Regions from separate parts of the Mus musculus genome. Here all the other regions are linked to region 5. The links are chromatin loops, found by intact Hi-C in ENCODE. Cell type or tissue: left cerebral cortex. All regions are shown on one strand. Region 1 overlaps Astn2 (astrotactin 2). Region 2 overlaps Astn2 (astrotactin 2). Region 3 overlaps Astn2 (astrotactin 2). Region 4 overlaps Astn2 (astrotactin 2). Region 5 overlaps Astn2 (astrotactin 2). Region 6 overlaps Astn2 (astrotactin 2). Region 7 overlaps Astn2 (astrotactin 2).

Region 1 (4,000 bases), 180 kb before region 5:
CAAAAAGAAAGCCTGGGATTCCTGACTATAGAAAAGAATTCTGGAATCCACCACTATGTAATAGAACTAGAACTTACTAAGAAATGGGTTTAATGTAAATTTAAGCAAAGATATTAAGGGAGAGAGGAAAAAAGGTTGCATTTAGTAAAAGGAAAATACATACACACCCAAGATATGGATGCAGGTTTCTCCAGAGAGAGGTGCCCAGTCCTTGCTAAACACCAGATAACATTGTGAATACTGTACAAACTACAAGTGTCCATTTTGCTCTTATGATGAGAAGTTGGGATGGCAATGGACTCTAACATTTCCTGGTTTGAATCATGGAGAGCTTCTGAAGTGATGACACAGAGCAAGGTTAATCCAGAGACTGGGTAGCCAGAGGGTCGTTACAAAGCAAGGATGTTTGTTCAGTGGCGACTGGCTTTGTAGTCCAATCAGATGCTATTAAATATTCATAAGAACATATACTTTGAGTATGTTTTTCTAAAAGCAGTACTAGAGTCTGTATTTTCTGCAGATTTTATAATCCTTCAGACCTCTTTAACCAAACCCCATAGAGATAGAAGTACCAACCTCAGACAGTTGAATGAAGACAAGATAACCAGATTTGCATTAGAGATCAAGGTCAGTAGATCCTTTGTTCTGCTTTGTATAGTACACTACAGGATTCATCAGAGTAAGATGGGCTGTTCAGCCTGCTTCTGATAGACTGTTTACCCATCTGCATAAGGCCACAACTGAGCTACAGACATTCTTGTGTTGCCTTTGCTTCTGAAATTATGTTTTTATAAAAAGATAAAGAGAGGGGGGAATATATTCTATGTAGGTGTAGTCAGGTATAAGGGAATGGGGTGTCTTTGCTGGCCCATGCTGAGGCATCCCTTATCCTGTGGGACCAGGCACAGGATGGTATAGTATAGAATAGAGTTTATTCAGGGCATAGGGAGGGGAGTTAAGGGGGTAGGAGAAACAGAGAAAGGCAGGGGGAGAGAGAGAGGGAGAGAGAGAGAGAGAGAGAGAGAGGGGGGGGGTAGAGGGGTAGAGGGGTAGAGGGGTAGAGGGGTAGAGGGGTAGAGGGGTAGAGGGGTAGAGGGGTAGAGGAGTAGAGGCTAGCCATAAGCACATGGCGAGAGAAGGGGGAAGATAAAGGGGAGAGAGACAGGAATAGAAAGCAAAAGAGCAAGAAAGTGAGGAGGGGGCAAGCAGCCCCTTTTTTAGTGAATCAAGCATACCTAACTGTTGCCAGGTAACTGTGGGGCGGAGCTTAGACAGAAAAAAAAAGAACAAAGGGTGTTCCCAACCAATCTTTCAATGGCTGTTGAAAATATCTGCTCTCCTGTCTTTCTTCTACACTCCATGTTTGTTAAGAGAAGGAGCATATATAGCTTTGCTGAGATAGCTCAGAGCTCCTCAAATCCTAACAGGCTCTTCCTGAACTGCTCAGCATAGAGAAGAAAAGAGAAACAAACCAATAAAGCATAAAGTTATAAAAGGGGGGGGATCCCCAGGAAGTCTGTTTTCACAGACCTAAATCCCCAAGTTCCAGGATTCCAGGTTGATGGTGTCTTTCTGTCCTTTCTGTCTGTCTTAGCTCTGCCACCTGCAACCTGTTCTCCATCCTCTGTCAATCGGGTGCCTAAAATTGGAAAGCATTATTCTCACTGATTGTCCTTTCACAAACTGGGAACCATTAAGATAATTTTGCCCAGAAGTGTTCAAACTTGAAGTGATAGAAAAACTTCATCCAGGTGAAATTTTACTCACCAGCTCCAACCACACTCCAAACACACACATACACACACACACACACACACACACACACACACACACACACACACACACACACACACACAAAACATGTAAAGAAATAGTTTCCCAAAGATTGAGGGCAAAACAGCAGGCATTTCATTTCCCTTTACCATTACAACCTTTGGCCACAAAACATAGCAGCAGACCCCGAAGAATCCCAGGGACCGTGACTTACAAACCGACAAACCACAGATCTACCCTCTTCCATCCCTCACTCCATTGCTTCATTTCCTTTGCAAGATTTTAGATTGAAACCCAGAAGGCAGAGGGTGCTGACTTTCGTAATAGTGCAGGAAAACAGCAGAGCTAAAGCTGGAACCCAGGTCCTAGAGCTGCAGTTGAATGACTGTGTTCTTTCCTGTTGTGCCTCAGCCTGTTGAGACTTTAGCTTCAAGGGCCCTCAAGGTGATATTTTCCCCAGCAAGCATCACCACCTCCTCACTCTGCTCGCTCCCTTTCTTTAGAAATCAACTAACTAACCACCCACACTCATTTCCAACCCTGCTTTTTGGAAGCGGATGTCTGAGTTATATTACACACTGCCCCCGCAGGGACATTTGAGTCCAGGTGGCAACAGAAGGCTTCCTGTGAACTTCTTGCCTAATTCACCACATGGACCTGCCTGCATATACACAGAAGCACGCACAGACATACATATATATATCCATATGCTTAGCTTTTAGCGATACAGGCACTCAGATAGGCAGAGCCAGCAATGGACTAGGAGGTTTGAGTGTGGATGCCATAGTTTTCAAACTCACTGGTCTTCTTTGACACAGTTTTCTTGGCTTTTTGATGTCTCTCCTCTTGTAAAGATCAAATGAGCAAAGAGAGACAGATTGGTATAATGTACCTTGCATGTGTAAAGAGTGATTTTATTCAGTCAAGTTTTCAATATTTTCACATGGATCGGACATTTTCATTGGTTAACACTTAACAAGTATTTCCACTGATCTATTAATTTATTAATGGCTTTTGAAAAGATGCCTTAGTCATTATCTGGTCCTGCTGTCAAGTCAAATCAGTTCTTTGTAAATGCATTTATTCCATAAACACTCACAGAGTACTGGTCATGTACCAAACACTGACTCAAATGACTTCATAATCTCATAGTCTCACGAATGGCACAGCTACAATTAAACCTGTGAACAAGCAGACAAAATGGAAGAAAGCAAAGGAAGGTCACCAAAGGCCTCTTAGATAAAGGGATAACTCTGAAATTTGGACTGGAGATGAAATGAGTATGAGTGGAAATGACAGAAATAATGATTCCCCTAAATGGAGCGATGAGTGAGTGGGAAGAGTCTATAAGTGACTCTGTGGGAATGGAACCAACAGAGAGTAGCCAGAGATGAAGGTGAGTCAAGACTAATCAAGTGGGAGGGAAAATGAATGCTTCTCCAAGTCTCAGCATCTTTGAATCTTCACTTAGAAGAAAAAACTTCACTTAGAACCACAAAGTTCAATCTGAAGGCAGTGACTGCTGAAAAATCAACCTAGTCTTCCATTCTCTGCTGAAACTCCACTCCCCCAGATACTATAATGGCTTCCTTGTCCCCATGCTACTTTGTGTGATTCCAAATAAGTGCTGCTTTGTCTGAACTATGTCCTGCAGCCATCTCTTAAAACATAAAACCCTACCTTCCATTCTGTATTCATGACTATATTTTATTTGTCCTTATGACAGCTGCTATAAATTTGACAATCTACATTGTAACATCTATATTCTCCATGAAAAAAATAGTAACCACACAGGATAAATATTTGGTCCATTCATGCTATATACATGAAAATTATTAACAGCATTTGACACATGGACAATGCTGAATAAAGGCTGAATGCATTCATGGGTAAATGATTCAATTCACCTAAAGCAGTTGCTTTGATGATGCCACATTGTGTACCTTCCAGTGCTGGGTAGCCTCTGGCCTCTGAGTTACATTAGAAGGATATCACCATGGTAAGACTGTGCTTTAGGAAGGCTATTCTTGTTGGAATGCAAGGATAAAGCACAAAGAAGTATTTCTCGAAGCCAGGAGAATAATGACAATGTAACAGCACTAATTTTGCCAGATTGATGATGTTCTAGACCAGGCAGTAATATCAGAGAAGCATACCAAAGGATGTGATTGCCCAGGAGACTATCAACCCAGGAGCTGGTTGCCTACTAATGGAAAATATCATCTAC
Region 2 (4,000 bases), 230 kb before region 5:
AAATACAGGATGGAGACTCTGGGGTCAGACAGAGTTCCTTCACTTCTCAAAACAGTGCATCACCCTGAGGTCCTATTTATGATGCTCTGTGAAATGGGCTCTTGTGATTATGCGAACGTGATAGATGAATAAAGAAATCCACAAGGAGTGCACAGCATAAAGCCAGGGTCTCTGCAGATGGTGCCTGGATGCAGAGAAGAATGGCTGGATGGCAGGCACATGCGTGGTACTGGTTATAAAGATCATTACCAGTCACTGTGCTCCTTCGCTTGTGCATCTTTTTCCCTAGCTCATACCTTAAACAAGACGTAGCTTCTTATCAAGACTTACTTGTGAGGGGAGCACTGCTGCTCTGGACCTGCTGGGCTTGGTTCCCTTCCTACTCCCTCCATGCTGGTACCTTCCAGCTGTGAAATGGAGTCCCTGCTCCACTGGGCTCCAGGGCTGTTGGGGGCCTGCTAATTTCACAGTTCATGAGGCTGCTGTTTCCCCCCTGATTAATGGGGTGCCAGGAGCCCTGGGCAGGGCTGTGACACTAGCCACATGGGGTTCTATCCCCTCTTTCCCATGCTTCCCGGGGAGAGAAGACTAGGCCAGCTTCATGCATATTTATGCAGAGAGAGAGAGAGAAATGATTTTGTACTGCATGCTTTCCAAAGAATAAATAAGATTTCACCCAAGTCCTGTGTATTTCTCTCAGTAGGAACTCAGCATGATTTAGGGGAAGGGATAGAAGGAACCACACACACACACACACACACAGTGATACTCACAGAATAATGAAAAACTGAAAACACTTTATATACCACTGATCAGAGCAGGGCTTCCTTGTGCCACGATGACCCAGGAGACACGAGAGATATTAAACCCTGGAGCATGAACTGGGTTATTTTGAAATTACTCCAGCTTCGCCCTGTAACCCCCAGGGAATTAGAAGAGATAGGTCCAAATTTAGCTGGGCTCTGCCAGCCTGCCTTCTTCTCTAAGTCACTAATTTCACCAACACCCTCTTGCTATTGCTGTCCTCTCCTTCCGGTAAATGCAGAGGGCTTGCCTACCATGACACCCTTCCTAGAGGATTGCAAGAATAGCTTTCATCTCAGGCAGGTCTATACCAGCTATGTCACGTCTACAAAGCAGGCTCAGCCTGCCATGCCTCAGTTCCCCTCATATTCTACAGAACACTCTGACCCAAACTCATTTTAGGAATTCTAGGCACACTCTCCTATCTGACCATGAAATAAACTGATCCTCAGTTGGAGCCAATTCCCCTGATTTATTTTGGTACCGTATATCCTCTAGCTGCATCTTAAATCTTTCTCTTTCAGAAAGACCTTCTTCAACAGTCAAAACCCAGGTCAAGCACTTCCTGTCATCACCAAAATCACACATCAAGGGGTTTTCCTGGATTAATGAAATCAGTAAGTGCCTGACATACATACTGGTACAGATCTCAAGGTTCCAGTCTGATGTCACCCATAAGAGGATAACGTCTCCAAGGACAGAGCTATGCCAGCCATCATCACCTTTTCTCTGAGCCCTAATGACTATTTGTGAAGTATGTGAATGAATGAATGAGTTGCTGACTATTTGTGAGAGCTAAATGAAGAAACAGAGTGCCTGATCTATTTGCAGAGGACTCACACACTAAAAAAAGGAACAGTAATTGAAACTTTCTTTTGCAATAAGCACTCCTCAAAGCCTAGTGACACACATTAACTCATTTCGCCTTACAACAGCCTGGAAATGCATGTGATTTTTTTCCATTTCCCTATTTAGAAATGAGGACAGTGAGAGACACAGACATTTTCTAATTTTCCCTCATAGGTACGAAATATCAGTAGATTTCAAGAGTTGGCGGGTGTGGGCAGACTTGCATCAGAGTCCTGCTCCTGCTCACCATTTTGCAGTGGTATCTTGGCTCCACCCCTTCACCTTCATGCTTGAATTTTCTGCAGCTTCACATTCCCTTGTTGAAGCCCATCTCATGACGTCTTTCCAGATTTATCAGTCTTACTCTTTCACTTGTAAAAACCCCACAACCTTGTACCACATACTATGCAAGAAGAATTGGGGTGGTAGAAGTACAGTTGTTGGAAGAGGGCTCTCTGTAAGCCTCTGACTCTCCTACAAATGGAGACTTCCTTTTCTGGCCATGGGAGAGCACAATGCAGCAATTGTTTCTCCTCCATGATGTACAGGAAGACTGGAGATGTCAGGTAGAAGCCAAGCTAATACAGGTATGCTTTCCCTTTTAGGTTGAGCATCTTACCTTGTCTAAGAGCAGGTAAAGTGCATGGCAGCCTCTTCTCTCTAGAAGAACCTGAGAACACGGATCACTACAGTACTCTACTCCCACCCCAGGCATTGTTCTATTTTCCCTGATGAGGAGCTGTGGTCTTCAAGGAAAACCACGTCCTTCACTGCCAAGGACACAGCTGGAGCCGCACTGAGCCAAAGCAGGCAGCCTGTCTGTCCACTGGGCCAGGCTTCTTCCCCAGGGTGATGAACAGCGCCAATCAGGCGGCACTTAACGTAATTATAATGAAGTGGCTGCATCTGGTCTCTGAAGGCTTCATTCACCAGGGAAATGAGGAGGAAGTGATATCTCTCTCTGCTGACCTCCTTGTGGGACACTTGCAGAACAGCCATGGAGCCAGGAAGCTGTTGACATGGACTGGGGACTGGATTATGGCACTGATTAGAAGGCTCTGATTGCTAGTTAGAATGCCTTTCCTCCCCATTGCATCATTTCTCTGGAGGGACCTCAGTAGATAGAGTTTACATAAAACTAAATCTCTTCTTTCAGTGTGTGTATGGGGGGGAGGCGTGGGAGGTTCCTAAGAACATCTCTTTCCATATGTACCCCATTAGCCATGCCCACCAGTCACATGGTGTTGAACTTCTGGTCCCTGCCACATGTATACTAGCAAAAGAGAAGGAAACTGGAAACTGCAGGTTTAGACCTGGAGAGGTCCAAGTTGCTCATCATAGAGATAGAAAAAGTCCGACTTAAAAAAGGGATAGAACTGAACCAGATTCTTCAAATGCAAGGCATCCCAAGATCAAAGCGTGGACAGTCTGTATTCTTGTTAAACCAGTATCATCGACAAAAAAGGGAAAGAAAAAAGAAAAAAAGAAAGACATAAATGAAGACTAAAAGAGAGTCAGTCAACTTGGCCTAGAACAAGGCACTCTCTGAGGACTACTGAGAACGGCATTCATGCCTGTACCTTCCCTGTCCCAAGCACTTTTTAAAAATCCTACTACTGGCTGGTCTCAGAAAGCCATGCATTATGTCTTTGCTGTCTTTAAAGCTACAGTCTCTAAACTTCCAGGAAAGATAAAAGTCAGTTAAGTGCCCTAGTCTTTTTCCATGTACTAGTAGACAGTTATATATTGAAAGGAGACCTACGGTAAATGAGGTAAATGCTTTTGTAAAATAAAGAACTGTTTAAGAAAATAATGTATCAGTACCTGATTTATCTATTTGATAAGCTGTGCCTTTTATAAACAAAAAAAAATTTTTTTAGACGCAGGGCACACCAGCCCTGCTTGGACCAAATGGATTCTTAACTGTTCAGGACAGGAGCTGATGCTTCGAGGGTGTGCTACAGCTACAGGTGCCTGGTTTAGTGAAGGCAGCTGCAGGTACCTGATTCCTCAAAGCAAGCCTTGCTGGGTGTTTGAAGAAATCCCGATGTCATTGATCAGATCTGACCAAAGTCACACAGCTTCATATTATCTTGTACGTGGTGATGAAGCCTGGTATGAAGGTGTGCCTGTCACAGTACCTAGTAATTTTCATGACAAAATATTTCTCAAGATAGCCAGGGGTTTCTCACGGGGGCTAGGAGATCCAGATTCATCAGAGCTCCTTAAGACAGCAGTAGTGTATACATCCACGCCATATCCACGCAATGGCTCTTTCTTTTAGAAATTGGGAAATATTTAGAAATAACATCGTTATTTTCAGAACAACGTTGTTTGCTGGCTACTT
Region 3 (4,000 bases), 420 kb before region 5:
GAAGTCAACTTAGAATAAGGGAGTGGTGATAATGGCTAATAAAAGGTAACACTGTCAATGCTTCCTGCTTGCAGAACACTGTACTGACCCCTGTCCTGCTGTCTCATTTAATTCTCACAGTCCTACAAGATTAAGAAATGAGCTAAGAGTATAAGTATCATTGGTTTCATCAACAAGTTGAGAAATCCTACCGCTGGCCTTTGAATCTAGATATGTATTGATTCAAACTCTAGAGCGTGAATTCTGAATTACACACATAAGTGTGTGTGTGTGTGTGTGTGTGTGTGTGTGTGTGTCATATGAGTAAATATTTGCCTGAATTTATGCCTGGTGTCAATGAAAGCCAAAAGAGGGTGTCTGATCCCCTAGACCTAGATAGTTGGAAGCCATCATGTGGGTATTGGAAATTGAACTTTCGTCCTGGGAAGATGAGTCACTGATGTTTACTACAGAACCATCTCCTCATCTCCTCTCTCTCTCTCTCTCTCTCTCTCTCTCTCTCTCTCTCTCTCTCTCTCTCTGTCTGTCTGTCTCTCTCTGTCTCTCTCTGTCTCTCTCAGTGTAATGTATATGTATGTATAGTATTTGTATAGTATTTGTTTTCTTTCAGGATTTCATGGACGTGTGTGCCAGCCAGCGGCTAGTGTCAGGTATTACCTTCTAACATATTTTACTTTATTTTTCTGAGAGAGTCTCTCACTGATGCCATAGGTCATTGGTTTTTCTAGACTTGCTGGCCAGCCAGCTCCAGAAATCTTTCTGCTTCTGCTCCTTCCTCAATTCAGGTTACAAATGCAAGGAAGCATGCCTGACTTTTCTAGGTGAATGTTAGGAATCCTAACTCAGGTCCTCGTGGCAAATTGCCAGTCACCTTCTCCACTATGTCACCAGCTGCTAGTTCTTCCCTTTAACGAGTATTTTATCATACATAAAACATACATTGTACTGGGTTTCACTATAACATTTTCATGCATGCACATACTCCTTCACACACTCCTTTTGTGTTGCTCTCACATTTTTTTTTCTCTCCCTCCACATCATTCATTAAAAAAATAATAATAAGTTCAGTTGTTCCAACATAGCCATTTTTAGGCTGGAAGTTGAATACTGGGCCTGTGTGTTACCTCAAGTGGTCAAACACACAACTAACATGAAAAAGGCCTTAGATTTGAGCTCCAGAACTATAAATATGGGGCTTCCCTTTCAGTCTGGCTCTCTCCTGAACTCGCATTTACACTCAGACGGAGCCCCAGCTTCCATCCATTATTTTTTTAACCTGGACTTACCACACCTTCCTTCATGTTGCCCCCTTTAGCTGGAAGACCATTTATCTTGTCTTACCTCTCTCATCTCATTACTAAAAGAAATACAGGCCTTGTCCCTAAATCCCTATCCATCCTATTTCAGTTTATGGTGTAAGGCCCTCTTTCTGTCTCAGGGTAAATAACTCACTCTTCCCTGGCAACCTTGCAGAATCTTCTTTTGGGTCCCACTGGTTTCAGGTTAGTCAGTTGTTACGGTCTTTAAATACGCCTTTCCCAATGCCCACCGAAAACATGATGTCATTGAGGGTAGATTAGCACTTACTGAACAAGCATTTTTGACAATTTTTATGCATTTCCCTAATTTATATTCATCACTCCCCTGTAAGGGAGGAATTCATGGTTTTAATTTTAAAGACAATGTGAGTATTTTAAATTGTCTTGTGACTAGAAGTATCAAGACTCTTTCAAGACACATATTTAGTAAGTGTGAGAGTATAGATTTGAATCCTGTGGATGGGTTGGTCTCTGTAGCCCATGTCCTCTTTACCAGCTCATCCAACTTTAATGCTTGTTACATTTGAACTTTTCCCAGAATTTGATTTCTTATCCTGAGCTCAGCAAATGTCAGATTCACATCTGAAAGTATGAATTTACTGGAAAAGTTCAAATGTGAAGCAGAGTTATAATAAAGGAAAGACATAGCCAGGAGCATCATGGGTAGCCAATGACCAAGAGGCAAGTCTGATGATCAGATGCCCAGGGCATTAGCAAAGATTCCAGGAGTTACCAACGGCTTTAGGGAATCCTAAGACTGAACAGCTGAAGATATATTTGCTTTAGATAACCCAAAGGGGCCAGCTGAGGAAGAAAGCAAAATAGCAAGGCTTTACTGGGTATTGAGAGCTGGGTGGGGGATGCACGGGTTGTAATTATTCTTCTCATCTCATAATCTCCCTTTGGAAAACATTGCATGCTTCCTCCTCACATACTCTCACTGGCACTGAGGATGCTGAAAGTCCCTTGGCATCTGGAGCTGAGAGCTAGAGATGGGGATATATCTTCCCCACCACAGTCACTTCCCACAACTTTCTTTTTCATCCAGACAGCCTTGGGAGCTTGCAGTCCCCAGAGAAACTTGGCCGTGATCCTTCTAAGCTTTCTTCAAATGGCAACTTGTGGGCTGTGGGAAGTTTGTTCAGCTGCCTCTGCTCTCAGCATCTACACCAGGGACTGTATGGCTACACGGATTGATTTGAACCATCTTGAAGAGACAAGACTAGGAAGACTAACATGATACTAAGGTCTTACACCTCATAGCATAAATGAATATTTTTAAGTTGACCCAGAAATGTATATGTGTATGGGGTACAATGTAAAAACCTTTACACATGTAATTACTATATGTCGATTAATTCAGGGAAGTTATTACTTCCGATCCCTCACCAAACATTTATCATTTCTTTTGATTTAAAAATGGCCAATATCTTTTCTTTTAATCACTCTGAAAAATGGAAGAAATTATTGCTAACCATGTTACTACAGTATGTTATAGGGAACTAGAACAAATTTCTCCTCTCTAATGACACATTCATATGCAATGAACAATCATTTCTGATCCTCCTGCCCCCTTCCATCTCCAAACTCCAGTACCCAGCACTCTACCCTTCTGTGAGATCATATATTTTTAGCTTCTATATGAGTGGGAAGATGTGTTGTTTGTCTTTCTGTGCCTAGCTTATTTTACATATTATAACATCCTGCAAGTTTTAAAGTCTAGTGTTTCTCTTACTTTCAAAATGACTAACACATAGTGGATTCTTGGATTTTTCCCATGATTTACAATGAAGATACTGCAGTTTGGAAAGTAGGCATTTTCCCAGAGTCATGAAGTATGCGTGGAGGTACAGAGTTGACCGTGATTGACCTTATTTTAATCACTGAGTGATGCTTCCTGAAGCCAGGGATGGTGTTCTAGTATACTCAAGGTCTCAAAGGAAGGAGGCAGCATTGAGATTAGATCCCACCTCTTCTTGGGTTACATAATATACTTGAACTTGCTATGTTTATACATGTTAATGTGAAACTATTCTTTCTGCATGTATGATGAAAAAGGATTTAAATGACATCCTTATTATCATATGACTTGTGTAGGTTCACATAGACTTTACTTTATAATATGTGGACATACTTTATAAGGTAACATAAATAAATGAAGCAAAGCTTTGCAAAGCATTTAGCACAGGGAAGAATGCATTCTTATTACTAGTGCTATTGTTATTACAATTATAAAGACATTTCCACACAAGGTCTACACAAATTTAGAGATATGTCCTTTCTCCTTACTGTGAAGCATGCCATCAGCCATAGTCCACTAGGCAAGCTACAGTGGTATAATACATAGATTGGATAACACCAATGAGCACCTTCCTCAGCAACATCAATCATACATAGCTTAGTGTTTTCAGCTATTCTTCATGTGCTTCTTCACAGCATTCAGTCAGACACACCGTGATAGGACTTACACACTGTATTTAATGTTTTTATTGCCACTAAACTGGGAGATACCAGAGTTTGGCTTTATTCACGGCTTCATCCCGAGTATGTGTCACAGAGATGGTGCTATGCAAACATGTGATGGACAGAGGGAAACTAGGAGAAAGAGAAGGAGAGGAACGAGGAAAGAAGGGGGAAAGCACGTGTAATAAGTAATCTGAAAGAATAAAGTAACAGTGATC
Region 4 (4,000 bases), 380 kb before region 5:
ATGGTTTTTATTAATCCTCTTTATAGCACAATTTATTTTCCTAGTGAGAAAGGCAAGGAATGTAGGGAAAAACAGCACTGTTTGTCTGAGAGCATCATGATCATAGAAGGTGGAGCCTGGGTGAAGACCCAGTTCGTTTGGCATGCACAACCCAGTGAGAAGCATTGCATCAGTGGGAAGCAGTTCCTGCAGGATTTCCCATAATGTGTGCTTATCTATTGCCACACCTATACCCAATGCCATGCTTTAGATCAACCAAGATGTCCACTCCTATGCTCTAGATGTCATTTGATCATCTTTTTCCCCTCAGACTAGAAACCACTTCTAGACTGTATCATTTAAACTGTACGCATCACTTAAAAGGGAGTTCTCTTTCAACACCTTCATTCCATTGGGTTTATAACACTTTGAATTGCTCTCTGCCTCAGAAGCTTCTGTAGAGTTTGGTAAAAATACTTTAAACCCTACCTATAATCTATTAAATAAGGATGATGAGATAGGGTTGAGAAGAATGATTTCAACGCAAAATTTCTCTTATCCACAAATTATTAACTTTTGTTCCTATAAATGGAGAATCATGGCAAGGTCTAAAAATCAGATAGATTCAAAGTGTAAGAATAAATGAGGGATTGAATGATCACCTAACTAGGATAGTCACAGTACACTCTCCAAGGCCAGGCTCAGAGAACATTACGAAGAGGCTCAGAAAGAATATATGAGTCAGGAGACCTGGAGAAGAACTGCAAAATACTACCCTTCGAGCCTAACACTGTCATTGCAAACATGGTCTCACAGCCACCACTGTGGCCCACACTGGGTCTGTATAGGACTGGGTCTATCAGCAGTTTTTCTTGAGTCAGTGAGAGAGTGGTTACACCCTACCTCTCCATGTTAGACTATTCAGTATCAATACATCCTAAGAGAGGGATATTCATTATCTCCAATCAGCATTGAAAGGTAAGCACATCAGACTCCAACTGATAGCTCCAAACTCGTGGACACACTTAGACTCTGGTTAAAGCCAGTGAGTAAGAATAGAAAGGAAAAGACGTGAATTGTGAAGTGGGCTTGTAAGAAGGAATGGGAGAAAAGGGTGGGATGAGAGTTAAGAGAATGTATTATATATGTATAAAATTGGGGAAAAAAATAAAGCAAAAAAACCTCAAAGTTGGGACTGAGGAGATCGCTCAGTGGGTTCCTTGTTTCACAAGCAAAAGAACTGTGTTTGGATTCCCAGAATCAACTTCTTAAAACTATAGTGCGATGCTGCAGCACACAAACCAGTTGGAGGTCTTCAGGTGCATTGAGAGTCTGTGATTCCTTAAGTAACATGGAGAGGGAGAGAGGAAGGTATTGGACATCAATATTTGGCATGTTCATGCACAGGCAGACATACTTCAGACACGCACACATGCTCACGTATGCACAAACATTCATCACATAAATATACCCCCATCCACAATTAAAAACACAATGTAAAGCTCAATACCTATTGGAATCTGGGCTTATGACTCTAGTCATATGTGAAATACATTCTTTCATTTTTTAAAAATAAACCAAATAAAGGCAGTAATATTATTTTTTTTACACATTACACATTAATTAGGACTCTACATAAAGCCAGAAACTTCATCTGGAGTCATGTCTTTATCAGTTAATCAGGAAGACAATGGATGCAGAGAACGGTAACCTGTCTCTGAACCATCACTTTTACTATTGCTCTGCACCAGGCACACCACGGTGGAGGTTCTCAAGGATGTCTGGTTGCCTCAAAAGCCAACCAACCCTGCTGCACTCTTTCCGATGAAGTTCAAGCTTCATGGAACAGCTTTAAAGCACAACCAAATTAACTTATGTAGATTTTCATTATGCACTTGCTATGTCAAGTATAACTCTAATTCAAATATATCACATCATAAAGCATTAGCTGAGGCTATACTTAGGAAAAACTGGTTTGTAGCTTAGTCACCCTTTAAGTAGTCTTTGTTAGGCTACAAATCCACTTGGGTCTCATCTGAGCATCCGGATATCTAAGAATGATATTGCAGTGCTTTTGATCCACTGTAAGACATATCAACTTTTATAGGCTAGCCTGGGAACTTTACCCCCTTGTGTATACAACATGCTTGTCTTTGTGAGAAAACGCCCCAAGTATGCCAAAAGCTCTCACAGATCAATTGCTGGCAATACAGTGTGCTCCTAGGTTGGGGTCCTAGCAGTTGTAGAACAAACTTACTAGAGATCTGGGAATCCACAGGGCTACATGAGCTGGACAAAAGGCGAGCCAGCTGAGAGCTATAAATAGCATGCCAAGTCACCCTAATAAGCTTCCTACCCACTGGGGCCTCTCCAACAGCTTTCGCTTTTGGAAACATGAAAGCAGCTGAAAGGATTGTTTTCCCGAGAGCTTTTTGGCTGCCCTGAGCATGTCAGGGGACTTTGCTGTTTCTAATTATCTCCCTTTATGTTCAGGCCGAGACTTGTTAATACAATAAAGTGGCGTTTCCAGGACACGCTCACAACGCTGAAACATTTCAAGGTGTTTTACAAGCAGAAGATCATGTTAAATCAAATCAAATAGCAATTAAAGATTAATACTGGTGTAAGAGAGCTGTTATCATGGTCCAGCAGGGGCCTCTGGGAGAGTTGAGGTTTCCTCCAAGCCGCTGTACTCTAGCTTCCACTCAGACTGCTTTGTGAGGATGGAATAGAGGGAAGAGTCTTGGCCTGAGTCTTGGGGCTCTAGAAAATCTATGTTGGAAAGCTATTAAAGGAAACTACAGATTATTTCTGATATTACAATTGGAGAAATTCCTAGAGGGAAAGGATGACCTTGTATCACCTCAATTAAAAACTAGAAGGTAATAAATAAAACAATTTAAAAAAAATAATGCACAGGATGAAAGGTATAAGGTACTTGGTGCTTTAACAAAAATATTCAGTTCCTGGTATCTAGCTGCTGTCTAATTTTCTTTGAACTTTATCTCTGCTATCTGCTTACCATGGAATGAAGTAAGTCCTTCAAAGATGTCTCTATGGAATACTGTGCATGATGAATGTATTTGGAAAGTGGGGTTTTGTGGATGAATGTAAGTTCACTATTAGAAGCTGAGATCATCCTGGATTTAGGATAAGCCCTAAATCGAATGTCTACATCCAAATATGAGACAGTATGGTAGAGAAGACTAAAGCACTGAACTTGGGGTCAAATACACCTGGGTAAAAGTTCTAATCCTCCAGTTGTATCCTAAGGGGTTAAATCTCTCTGAATTTCAGATCCTTTTCTTTCATATGTGATTTCAAAGGTTAGATTTGGGCCTGCAGAGATTGTTTGTAAGTGCACTTGTTGCTGTTCCAGAGAAGGTGATCATAGTTCCCAGCAGCACTATAGAGTGACCTATAATCACTTCTAACTCCAGTTACTAGGGCCATGATGCTCTCTGCTGACCTCAGCAGGCATCCACACATATATGGCAGATACATCAACAGTTACTCATACAAATCAATTAAACCAATAAAATAAATTTTACAAAAAGATTAAAGAAACCTTTATGTGTATTTGGCACAAGAACTCCATTTTACAACATCAGCATTCCTACTTAACAAATTAGGAGCTTGAGATGAAGGGAAGAGAAGTGTTGGGGTGGTGCTGGCAGCATCAGTGCTGAGCTTTGGATTTAGGGACTTCCAAGCAGGTGTTCACCAACACCTCGTTCTCTTTCGCAAGTCTCACTGCTGCACCAGCAGGGTCTCACCAAAACCGTTTACTGAATGAATGATAGGAAAATAATTCTACTCTTTTCAAGAATGAAGACACTTTAGAGTAGCACATACATTTGAATTTGTCTTTGTTCAGTTTGCAGGCTCTTCTGGAGACCTCTACATCCACATCTGATCCAGACTTCTCAAGTCTCAGCTGGTTTGAGGACCTGTGCATCTCAGGACGAGGAGTATGAAAACAAACATCTTCTGCCTAAACCATCATCTTTCAATTACAGAT
Region 5 (4,000 bases):
CCTGATCCACTGCAACTTAAAACATAACAAAACAAAACAAAATCCTGTTTACAATTATCCCCAATTTACAATTTACAGCAGGATGGACACTGAAATTTGACTGTTATTTAAATATATCACTTAATGGCTGATAGAGTAAAAACATTGCTTGAAGCACAACATTATTTTGAGATAGTCTCCCCCTTTTCATATCAGAATCTCTCACAACTGAACAACAGAAATGATATTAGAAAATATTCTGGAGTCAGGATTCTCATCCAGAGACATAGCTCTCTTGTAACCACTGTTCCTCCTTCCAAATGATGGGTATGGATCTTTAGAATCAAACCGGAAGGGGAAAACAGTCACAAAGTCTCTATGGTCATATGTTCCCTTTCTAATGTTTGGACAAAAACTGCGCTCTGTGAGCAGTGACCTCACCATCTTCCAGCATGTTTGTATTATAACCTTGGGGTCAGCACCTGAGCTGCTGGACAGCTCCCCCAGCCTGTCCCTACTTTTCTATCCTTGCCTTTTCGAACATTTTTAAAACGAGACTCTCCACAAAAGCACAGATTCCTCATTGTGCACTGGTGACATTTGAAGGAAACTTCTTCAGCCCTCTGTGAACCATTCTCTGATTAAATTCTCTGCTTGCAGCCACCCTCGGTTAGGTGCCTAGTCCTTTAACCCACCTTTGAGTATCAATTTCTTTGAAGACTTCCAGAAACTGTCACTGGAGTGACCATTGGACTGATCACCTTAGCATTTTATATCATATATTTCTCTTCCACCTAAGCTGGTCAGTTTCTTGCAAGGAATATCCTTTCAGGGATCTAGCATCAGAATTTTGCCAGATATTTCCAGGTGCATTTAAAGATGGGCTCAAGGACTGTCTTTCTTCACATCCCTACTGGCTATTCACAGCAATGTTGTCCCGTCAGGTTTACACACTAGAGCAGATTACACAGAAATGATGTTTACTCAGATTTAGCACTTTTTGTTCTTCTTTGACTAAATCAGGGGAGGCTGTAAACACTGTGGCCTCTTGACTATCACGGACAGAAGAAAGGATTACATCTCCCTATTTGTGGGCATGAAAGTTAAATCCAGGTGCAGACTGCAGGGTTACCTGGCAGCGGACAAGGACTGTGTGACACACAGGTTCACCTCAGAAGCCCTTCTATCCTTACCAACATTCCAATGTTACCAACAATGGAAAACAGAAGTGAGAAGCACAAGGAGTGAGTCAAAGTGGCAGAGTAGGTCAGAGCACTTCAACTTCATAGACACTTTACACTAAAGAATTATTTTAGGGCTCATCTACCCACTCATATTAAAGCACAGAGACCTGAGTTTCTGGAGGAGTAAATGACCTATTCAAGGTCACTGTGAGCCATAGAAGAGATTACTAGATCCTAGCACTAAGTTCCCATGTTACATTTTAGCATTCAAAGTTCCTTCAAATTTTCTTCTATAATCTTCAATGCACATAAGCTCATTTTTTTCTGCTATGCAAAGTGTCCACAAATTTCCTAGAATCTATAGATATGACTTTCTTCCCTGATGTCACGTCATCTCCGCACTCATAGGAACCATGGAGCAGTATGCTGCTGACATCCCAGAATCCTAGGACTTTATTATTTACTTCATGTATCACTTTCAAACCCTCCTATTCAGCTCACTGACACAGTGGTGATCCCTACAAAGATGTTTTTTCTTCTTGTTGATGACTAGAATTTTTCTCTATCCAATACCTTGTCCAGTATAAATAGCACACTTTGTTCAGAATGCCAACTTGACAATTGCCAAGAATATAAGCATCCAAGAGATTAAGATCTCAGTTCCAATCCTACACTTATAGTTCCACTTTCTACTGGAGTCTTTAAGAACGTGTCCTCATCTACCAAATGGGATAGCAGTAGTTCGTTTCCCATATTATTTTGTGTGAATTAATAATGCATGGTAAGAATAATACTCCCAGCATGACATTAAAGATTCAATAACTACTTGCTATTCTTTGATCACTTTTAGGGACATTTTACTTTGTCAATGCCATTGACATAATCAGATTCAAAATAAGAGGTCCAGACATTGAAAGTTGGGAGATCTTAAACATTTAAAATGAACTCCCTTCTACAGAAAGCAGGTCTGATTTAATGGGAGAATGTAGATACAAAAAGGAAGGGATCTAAAGAAAATGAGTTCAATCCCTCAAGAATTACCAATAGCAAAGCTAATAAGACTAATTAAAAAAAAAACAGAATGAAATAAGAAAAGATGACTTTAGTGACTAAGGATGCTAGACAATGTGTGCAGAGAATTATACTAAGGGTCCCTAACTAGGTGTTTGTATTTTTTGCAGCCATTAATACAATCAGCAACTCTGAGCCCAGGACCCAAGACATGGCAGGGAAGGTTTTGCCAGGCAGCATCCTCCCCTAGTGGTGGCTCCACACTCCCCACTAGTGGCAGGATTTGAGCCCCGATTTTGTGCACACAGCTGTTACCCCTCCCTAAAAAAAAAACAAAGTTGCGGTGAAAATCTAACCTAAGGGTCCAGAAGCAAATGCTAGACAGCAGGCGTAAAGGTTCAGAGGTGCAATGGCGCTGCCTTACAAGCTTGGGGAAGAGGTGAGCATAAATAACTCACACTGCCCACCCCCTCCTTGTGCTGCCACCAGCCCTCATTGCCAGCCAGCCTGGCCCTCTCCGAGCTCATTGTGCACTCCATGTTTACATGCAAACAGTCTAAGACCAACACAAATAAAAAGCCCACGTCTCCCTACACAGCTCCTGCTATACCCTGCCATCTGCTGAGTACCTCGCTAGCCAAATCCCTGTCGGGAGCTCTTGAGCTGCCAATGCAGGACTCTGGGGTGGGAAGAGGGGTGGGGGTGGGAACCCAGATCCCTGGGTGGGTACAAAAAAAGCTTAGTGCAGCCAAAGAGGTAAGTATCAGGCCATTCTAGGGGGCAGAAGTTCTCCAATCACCCAGCTCCCGGCTGCGCATTAGCACAAGGCTCCAAATGGAGAGAGTATCAGGGACTCTCAATCTTATTCTGTCCGAGGAGCTCAAAACTTCCAGCTCAGGATTCTGTTGACTTTTACTGAGGTAGTCATCCTCTTGAAAGCCAAAGTTTAAAATGGCACGAACTGCTAGCTCCAGAAATTTGCGGGCACCTCTATATCTAGCTGGCCCTGATCCTCACATATTTGATGAACTGGAAAGCTCTGGAGTTCTGACTGACAGTGGAGACACTACTCATAGGCCTGCACTCTTTCTCCCTCACTTGGATGAATATTCAAAAATCTTGAAGGGGAGATATGTCAGAATGGACGGAAAGGGGCATGATTGAAATAGGTGGAGATCACTTTTGTATATTGGGAGAGAACATACATACACAAACTCAAGCCTGAGGGAGCTTGGTGCTCCCAAGAACTCCACCTAGACCCTCTGTACCGACTTCCTCAGACGTGAGCTGCATGGGTGCACATAAAAAAACACTACTGTGAGTCTGTGTACATGAGTCTATGTGTCCTTTGCATGAGAGAGAGAGAGAGAGAGAGAGAGAGAGAGAGAGAGAGAGAGAGAGAGAGAGATTGATTGAGATTGAGCCATACTGCCACCGGAAGTCTCCCGGGAACCCACCAGTAGTTTTCCTGCTTTGCCTCCACTAGAAAGCTCCACATACTCATGTAACAACCAGTCAGAAAAGCATGGTGCCTCCAAACCTAGTGGTTAGGTTGGCTGCTGGCTCAAATGCGTAAAGGAAAGGGAAAGGAGGGAGGCATTAGCAAATACAAAAACCATCAGGGCTCCCAGAAGAGTGAAGTCTAGTCCATTAATCTGAAAGTCTTTTCCGGAGAGCAAAGAGTTAATACGGAGCTTCCAGGTTGGCTCCTAAGTATGCCAACCACTAAAGCCCGCCACTTCGCGACACTAGAACAAGATTCAGATCCCTCCCAAAACAAGGATCCTGCAGAAGCGTCTCCACGCGAGCCCTTGGCGCCTCTCCCG
Region 6 (4,000 bases), 370 kb before region 5:
CAGGGATGTTAAAGAGGCTGTTGCTATGGCTATCAGACTGGACCATATGAAGCAGGTACCTGGGTGTGGCTTCTGACAACAAAGACTGTTCTTGCACCACCTCCATGGCATTTGCCTTAGGTAAGATGGTGTCCATTTCCACCCAGATTGTTGGTACAGTCTCCTATCTATTTTTCCGAATTCTACTATTATTCTGGTGATACAGCTTTCAAGCACAGGAAGTGTGACCTTTCTGCCACACAGATCTGAAATGATCACTTGGCTGGTCTCTTGTCACCACAGCGAGTCAGACCAGTGTTCAAGCCCTCGTTTCGTATACTTTATAGTCAATGAAGCGGTCAAGATGTGATCCCCATGCTCTTCCTTCCTTTGAATCAAAATGATTTCTCTTAAGCACCCCAGAGCTCGTGTCTCTAGCTGCATATGTAGCAGATGATGGCCTAGTCAGCCATCATTGGGAAGAGAGGCCCCTTGGTCTTGCAAACTTTATATGCCCCAGTACAGGGGAACGCCAGGGCCAAGAAGTAGGAGTGGGTGGGTAGGGGAGCAGGGAGGAAGGAGGGTATAGGGAACTTTCTGGATAGCATTTGAAATGTATCTAATATCTAATAAAATAAAATAAAATAAAATAAAATAAAATAAAATAAAAATATCTAATAAAATAAAAAAAGAAGAATATACAGTGTGCCAGACCTTCTCCTCTACCTCACTGTATCTCCATCTCACTCGTTCTAGAGACTCCTTATTCTGTCTTTTCCTTTATGAAGCAATCTTGTGTTTCACAGCTCAGTTCAGATATCCTCTATCTCAGGTTCTCATCTTCTGTCTTTGCATGTGTGAAAGCTTCTGGCCTTTTACTACAGTCCACTCTCTAAACAACTGCCTTCCCCATCAAAGAACGAAACCAAATGAAACTGTTTTACTTCTCTCTATTTGTGGGTTCATTTTGGCTGAGAATCTCATAAACTGAAATTACCTTAGTCTTAAAGCTAGTACCCTGCTTAAAAGCTAGTCACCTCACTAGCCTGGAACAATCTGTCTTCTCTGTTTAAAGTTTCCTATGATTTCTTTAAACATCTGCTATAAAATTATTCTTCTTTGGAGAAACACTCTTGATTGACACACCCTATATATCCAAAAACCTTACCTCTAGGCCTCTTTTGTTATAAGCATGTGGCTCCTATTAGATTACCTTGACTTTTCTTTCAAAGGGAAAGTTACCTTGTAATCAGAAACAGAGTTGGAGACCCACCAAAAACATTACAGAATCATGGTTAGCTCCACTGTGGCTTCAGAATTAGATGGCTGTGATGTTCTTCACTAGTTTGAGCTCTATACCTTAACAAGACCTCAGGAGCAGAGGCTACCAGTCTGCCTCATTTTCAGTGTAGTACCTTAAGGCAATGAGTTCCAGCTACAGCCCCAACTAGAGAAAGATCAGAGAAAGAAAGAAAGAGAGAGAGAGAGAGAGAGAGAGAGAGAGAGAGAGAGAGAGAGAGAGAGAGAAAGGGGAAGGAAGGAAGGAAGGAAGGAAGGAAGGAAGGAAGGAAGGAAGGAAGGAAGGAAGGAAGGAAGGAAGAGAATCCAAGAGAAAATTACTGTTTCTGCTTTGGTCTGTTACATTTTGGATTAAAGTTTCAAAATTAATAGGTTTAAAAAATTCTAGCATTTTTACATTTTTACTTTCTCTGTGGTATTGGGAACCATGATAAAGGAGAAAACTGACCTTTTATTAAACTCATGTTTCACTGAAAGAATGAATATAAGATTAATCTCATGGGATAGGGCCCATCCAACTAAGATGTTGAAATTTACTTTTGATTCTTCTCCCTGCCCCCTCTGTTTTTCCTATTAGGTGAAGATGAAATATGCTCTTGCCTCTGGGGATGTCAACACCAGGCATGCAGGGATTTCAATGCATAATAAAACTTGTACAAACAACACTTTTTAAATTTTTAAATCAATTAAAGATATAACAGACTTCTGAGGTGGTAGGACCTCGCTGCCGAGACAAGCTTCTCACTCTTGAAGTGAAGGGGTCCATTCTGAAGTCACGATTTGTTTATCATTTACATCTTTCCAGGAACTGTATTAAGGGATTGACTGAGATGATTTCATTTCAACCTGGAAACTACTGTTAGAACAAACTGTGACAAGAAAAGCCACCATTGTTTGCCCACATCCACACTTCCAGGACTCACCACTAGGGGTGTTTAGCTCTAAAGACCATGAATTCAATGCTTTAGCCTGGCCTGGGTTACTTTCAGCAAATCCACCCACCTCAAGTCCCTTTTGGAAGTAGGCAGTATATAAATAACAGAAGGATAAATAAATACAACCGTGCACAACATATTGTGATTCACCCACATATTTCTTTTTAAATGAATTGTTCTGTTTGTCCTCAAAAGCAATCATTGTGGTTTATAAATTCTGCTCTACTTTGCAATTATCTGGCTGAACAGTATTCTTACAAACTGATGCATCATCATTTACTCAACCATTCCCCTCTCTTTGGATACTCAGGCTCACGTTAATTTTTCAGTATTAGAGATTCTACATTCAGGTTTAGAGCTTCATGTCAAATGCATATTATATATGGTGTTATAACAGAGAACAATGAGGATGTCTATTTGCAGCCATAGTATTGGTAACGAGGACACATACAAATATGGAGAGAGAAGATGTGGAATGAGTTTACTGGCCTAGGAGTTGCTTGGTTGTCTCTATGTGTTCTGTTTCCTTAAGGAGGGTCATTGCATTATTTACAAGGGTCGTCACCCTTGGGTAAAAGGTAAAAGCAGTAAGCAAAGCATCATGACTAATTCTGAAACACATAGCTGCACAGATGCCTTGAAGGTGGATTTAATGTGGGTGGAAACCAAAGAAGGAACATCTTACTGTCTGGAGCCATGTCTTATTGACCCTGACAGTCCAGAAAGTCATGCTGTTCCTAGTATTGCAGTGCATACTAAATAACAAGTGAAAAAGGTCCCAGAGATCCGAGAGGCCTCAGATGAAATTTATTCAAGCCAAGCAGCATAATCTGTTGAATAGATAGAGACAAAGCATCCTGTCCAAGGCTTTAAGTGTTTTACAGCCCAAGCCAGAGATGACCCGGAGTTGTCTTAAGTTCTCTCTAATTAGACGAAGTAGATGGCTATCAATTTGGCTCGCCATGAATGAAATGAAAGACCTTTTTCAATCTACAGAAAAGTATGTTTCACTGAGTGGCTGTGCTGTAACATATGCCCTCAATATCTATATGTCCTGCACTACTAACGTGTTCTCATGGCAAGTTTCCCTGAGCTGTGGTATACAAAGAACATACTTGCTTTAATTCAATCTTGAGCCTATCATGGCAAGGTATACTCTAGTTTCTTCTACTTCTGTTTATTTCATCTCCTAAAGATGTGTCTTTCACTTATGCCATTGTTTAAATTCCAGTAGAGGGCAAAGTTCTGAAATAACCTCTAACATTTCCATCCCTCCATAGAATCTATGACGTTCTCTTTAATATGGATGGTGACTGTAAATATGGTATTCCATGATTAGGTTACATTATATGACAGAAATGCAGACATATCTAGGACAAGACAATATTCTTATCTCGGTGGACTCTGAATTCATCAAAAAGGAATTTGTCATTGATAGGTCTGGCCAATTTAGGTGAGCCTTGAAAAGAGATTAGGACATTAAGGATGGAAATCAATATGAATATTTTTCTGATGAGCTTGTAGAATTAGATTTTGAGTTGTCTATGAAGGTCAGGTGCCAAAGCCTTGTGAGTAGCCTTGAGATTTACAGTGGTCCCTGAAATCAACTAGCAGGAAAGCAGGCACACTGCATCTATAGATATATGGAAATGCATTCTGCCAACAACGACATGAGCTTGAAAGAGGTCCCTGTACCTCAAAGGAGTCTTAGCCTCCAATAGCAACCATAGCCTTGTAAAGCCCAGAGCAGAAAGCCCAGCCAATGTATTTTCAACTTCCAGGACCTA
Region 7 (4,000 bases), 750 kb before region 5:
TGAAGTGAAAATCAGAGACAAATACAAAAATACCTGATGTTAAACTAAGCCATTTAAAGCCTGGACACCAGGCAGCTCAGAAGCAGCCGAGAAACTGCCTACTGGGTCACGTTCTTGTCTTTACCGCATATGCTCATACCATTCCCTAGAGACGTTTGAAGTCTGTCACCAATCTGTTCACTTAGTGAAAAAGTTCTCTAGGGCTGGTTCCAGAAAAGGTGATGTTATGTGCACCTTCAACATCTCCAGCATCACCATTACTTCAGCATCTGTCTTATTCATTGCATTCTTAGTTTGCTGGGCACTATCAAAATACTTTCCATATATCTTGATATTTAATATTTACCATGGCTCTTGAGCTGGTATTGTGTATAAAAAAAAACAGAAACAACAATGAGAGTCCAGGTTGATGAGAATAGAACCTAAAGAAGAGTATTTTTTGTGTATCTGATGTCCATCTGTAGAGTCACATGATTTGCTAATCTGGGAGCCACAAACAGCACAGGGTATGGAGTAATCAGCTTTCCAGGAAATGGAAATCCTACACTCAAGATAACAGCAGTGACGTGGTTGCTGAGACTACAGATCTTTCTTCAAATGGGCAGTAAAATGGAAGCAGGTCCTAAGCTGGTCACATAGCTCCGAGTTGAGTCCTACAGACAGAATGACCAACTTTGTCCCTTGTCCCCCAGATCTTCCCAACCGGGTAAGAGAGAGAAATAATGGCCACAAAGTACAACCAGTGAGCTCCTTGTAAGGCATTCTGGTTGGATTGTAAGAAACCCTTTATCATGTGACTCATGAGTACTTGAATTATAGGTAGCAGAAACTAATTTTAATGGCGCTGAATACTGGGCTCCAGGTCTCCCCACATGATATCCTACCAGAGTAATCAGAGACAAAGCTACTAAACTTCAATTTTCTCATCTGTAATACAAGGATTGTAAAAGTTTTCCATCTTGCTATAGAGGAAGAGTAGAAATGACTTCCTTTAGCACGTACTGTCTGTTGGGCACCCTGGTAAGCACTTTACCGCACTGTATGAAGTAGGTGCTATTAAACTCCCCAGGGTAGAGATGAAAACTTTAATTTAAAAGAACTTTAACAACTCGAGGCCATAACATTGTAGGTGTGAGGTCCTAGGTAATGAGGTCATGGACTCCATACTTCTTATCTCAGTAAGTTAAGGGCTGAAAGTCTTTCCCTGGGATGGACAGACTGAGGTCCTCAGAGTTATAAAAGTGTCAATGTTTGAGATTCCCAGACTCCAAGCAGGACTCAGAAAAGGACCTGTGGCATCTTACAACCTGAGTGCTTACAGAGGCTCTGTTCTCATTGAGAGCTGAGCAGTTCTTACTCTGAGGGGGCACAACTGCATTCTTCTACTTAAGCAATAGGTGCCAAGTGTCCTTCAGTGATTTACAGTCTGAGCACACATGGGAGTTAGACTTTGGAGGGATATTCCCTTCTTTAGGGTGGGTGGTTTCCTCTATATCCATCAACTTCTGTACATGTTTTTTAAACATCAGAAGAGGGAATACATACAGACTGGTACCCCTCATTCCCACCTCCAACCCCTGTGCTCCAAGTCAGTCTGCTGATATCTGATATCAATGGACAACAGAAAGATGGACGTGGGCAAAGTCAAGTGGCAGGAAACATGGCTTAAGGTGCCTCTTCTTCCACAAATACTTCCCTCTGAGTTCCAGAAAGAAACATGATGAAGCTCATGAGAAGGAGAAGAAGGAGTCAGGTAGCATAGAAAGCTAAGAGTGAGGCACACACATAAGGATGAAGTGAAGAATAACAGGACAGCCAGTCTTTTCTGGCAATAAATCCATTCCTGACTGCCTGGGCAATGGCTACAGGCCTGCATGGCCTCAGCCAGCAGAGGGCGCCCAGGGCCTTCACATCAGTGTGCTCGAGGACAAGGCAAAATACAGATGTGGGAAAATAGCCTTGGGAAAGTTCTGCTGGGAAGAGAGAGCCCTAAGATGGAAACTGAGAGAGCCTGAAAGTCCAAGGCTGAGGAAGGGACCCAGAGGTGGCATATGCAATTCTGCTCTTTACCTCTTACAATCCTCTCTCTTCCTCTCATCCCCCGACACTGTGTATGTGTGTGTGTGTGTGTGTGTGTGTGAGAGAGAGAGAGAGACAGAGAGACAGACAGACAGACAGACAGACAGACACAGAGAGACAGAGACAGAGAGACAGAATTCATCTGATTTTATTGTTGAGGAAACAGGTTCTCTAGTTGGGAAGTGACAGTAGCCACAGATCACGCTAACCCCTCTGGTTTGTAGTTTGGTGCCTGCCCTAAGCAAATTTATGTTCAAATGAGTACTCACATTCAGGGAATACAGCCAGGATGGAGTCTGTTCTCTTGATCATTGACTAAGCCAGAAACACTTTTAGAGATGAGAACAGGAAGCACTCATGAGCATAGCCACTATGGAACATGATATCCTGCATGTGTATTTGGGTTTGATAGTTTAGCAACAGGGTCACTGTTTAGACCAATGTCTTCAAAATACATCCGTGTGGAAGTCAAGTCTCAACTGAATTATACAGAAACAACTCAGCAAAAAAATTTTTTTTATTTAGTTTTTTCCCCAATTTTTATCAGGTATTTTCTTCATTTACATTTCAAATGCTATCCTGAAAGTCCCCCATACCCTACCCTACCCATCCTGCTCCCCTACCCGCCCACTCCCACTTCTTGGCCCTGGTGTTCCCCTGTACTGGGCATATAAAGTTTTCAACAAAAATTTTAAGCATATCCTAGAATACTGACATTGAGTGGGTACCGTTCTCTGCAAATCTGCATGAATCCAAGTCATGTTTTGAGTATCAAGGGCTACAGCATAAGGGGAGTACTGGATGTTTCTCCATTGGGGAAAACCAAGAGAGAGTAAGGATGCTGTACTGCAGTGTAGAGAAATACAGTGCAGAGTGTATTACAGAAATACAGTGTAGAGTGTAGAAATGCAGTGTAGAGTGTATTACAGTCTAGAAGATCCCATACAATCCAACCCCTTCTGACTCCTGCTGCCCATTCAGGACCATCATCACCAGGTTGTACTTGCTGTCCTCTCATGGGACAGGCTCCCATTATACATCCTCCAGCTGGAATGTGTCTCCTCTCTGGGAGGTTTTGCCTTTTCTCTGCACCTGGGCCACTTCTGTTTACCACTCAGACCACCCAACAGGCCACTGCTTTTAGGAAAGTGACTCAGATTACATCTGTCACACACAGTTCTTCCAAGAAAGGTTTTACAAGTTTTCAGCCATAGATCTACCCATGGAAAACCTCTATTTCTCACTGTGCTGCAGGCTCAGCGTGTCCTCAAACAATGCCCAGAGGGGCTCTGAGGGCCAAACTGTGAAACTGAGTACGGGTAAGTCAAGTATAGATGCTTGATGAGTGTTTCTTGATAACGTGAAGAAAACAAAAGATGGCAGTACGCACACAGCCCCTGACTTTTGATAGATACTTCTCTGATGGTTCACTGTCCAGAATGTTTCCTCATCAGAGAGTTGTTAAAGGTTTGAGTCTAGCCTTTCAACAAGATGACTCAAAATACTTTCTAGTCTGATTAGCTATTTCAAACTTCATGATTGTGGAGAGTTTGGATGTTAAAATACAGAGGTCAATTGTCTTGGGCTATATTTCTTCATTTCAAGAGCATTCATTGCCCATTTGTCTCTTACCTAATGTTTTGTTATCAGGTCAACCCTTCTATAATACATTGTCTTAAATAACCATTAGCTTACATCAATCCACAAGCTATGAATGTCATCAAACAGCATTTGACATCGATAGTGGAGATTTCCTGCCTGTTTCTGTAGCCTGCCTTCATGGTATTTCCACCAATAAATGAATTTTGAATAAATGCCTTTATTTGTGATGTTCTTTTTTTTCCTATAAAAATTCATGAGATCATCTCCATGTTGGAATATGATATTTGGGGTACACTGAGTTCATGTTCCCAGGCCATAA

The links. Hi-C counts contacts between places; a loop is a spot of excess contacts. Peaks named below come from ENCODE experiments on the same cell type or tissue, not always from the same donor. Only the 100,000 strongest peaks of a DNase experiment are listed, where the experiment ranks them.
Region 1: it touches region 5 in a loop (2.1-fold over the local background); 3 of 42 quality-filtered maps call a loop at or near these places.
Region 2: it touches region 5 in a loop (2.3-fold over the local background); 2 of 42 quality-filtered maps call a loop at or near these places.
Region 3: a loop joins it to region 5, with 2.4 times the contacts of the local background. A loop is called at or near these places in 2 of 42 quality-filtered maps.
Region 4: it touches region 5 in a loop (3-fold over the local background); 2 of 42 quality-filtered maps call a loop at or near these places.
Region 6: it touches region 5 in a loop (2.1-fold over the local background); 2 of 42 quality-filtered maps call a loop at or near these places.
Region 7: it touches region 5 in a loop (5-fold over the local background); 10 of 42 quality-filtered maps call a loop at or near these places.

What each region holds. Positions count from the first base shown.
Region 1 is chr4:66,220,782-66,224,781 of GRCm38, forward strand. All of the region lies in intron 2 of Astn2 (astrotactin 2), which reads right to left. Among named protein-coding and RNA genes, the nearest start is that of Astn2, 180 kb to the right of the region's middle. In left cerebral cortex, no CTCF peak of the experiment used is centred here; DNase peaks (open chromatin) are centred at 2,330 and 3,166.
Region 2 is chr4:66,169,212-66,173,211 of GRCm38, forward strand. The region is part of intron 3 of Astn2 (astrotactin 2); the gene reads right to left. Among named protein-coding and RNA genes, the nearest start is that of Astn2, 230 kb to the right of the region's middle. In left cerebral cortex, no CTCF peak of the experiment used is centred here; DNase peaks (open chromatin) are centred at 1,827 and 2,844; H3K27ac peaks cover 771 bases.
Region 3 is chr4:65,974,085-65,978,084 of GRCm38, forward strand. The region is part of intron 6 of Astn2 (astrotactin 2); the gene reads right to left. Among named protein-coding and RNA genes, the nearest start is that of Gm31533, 350 kb to the left of the region's middle. In left cerebral cortex, no CTCF peak of the experiment used is centred here; DNase peaks (open chromatin) are centred at 2,379 and 3,040; H3K27ac peaks cover 1,893 bases.
Region 4 is chr4:66,023,207-66,027,206 of GRCm38, forward strand. All of the region lies in intron 5 of Astn2 (astrotactin 2), which reads right to left. Among named protein-coding and RNA genes, the nearest start is that of Astn2, 380 kb to the right of the region's middle. In left cerebral cortex, no CTCF peak of the experiment used is centred here; a DNase peak (open chromatin) is centred at 2,363.
Region 5 is chr4:66,398,821-66,402,820 of GRCm38, forward strand. All of the region lies in intron 1 of Astn2 (astrotactin 2), which reads right to left. Among named protein-coding and RNA genes, the nearest start is that of Astn2, 3.7 kb to the right of the region's middle. In left cerebral cortex, a CTCF peak has its summit at 2,437; DNase peaks (open chromatin) are centred at 2,471, 2,680, 3,151, 3,754 and 1 more place; H3K4me3 peaks cover 1,608 bases; H3K27ac peaks cover 590 bases.
Region 6 is chr4:66,031,821-66,035,820 of GRCm38, forward strand. All of the region lies in intron 5 of Astn2 (astrotactin 2), which reads right to left. Among named protein-coding and RNA genes, the nearest start is that of Astn2, 370 kb to the right of the region's middle. In left cerebral cortex, a CTCF peak has its summit at 2,193; no DNase peak of the experiment used is centred here.
Region 7 is chr4:65,653,027-65,657,026 of GRCm38, forward strand. All of the region lies in intron 13 of Astn2 (astrotactin 2), which reads right to left. Among named protein-coding and RNA genes, the nearest start is that of Gm31533, 27 kb to the left of the region's middle. In left cerebral cortex, a CTCF peak has its summit at 1,881 (motif pointing right); a DNase peak (open chromatin) is centred at 1,895.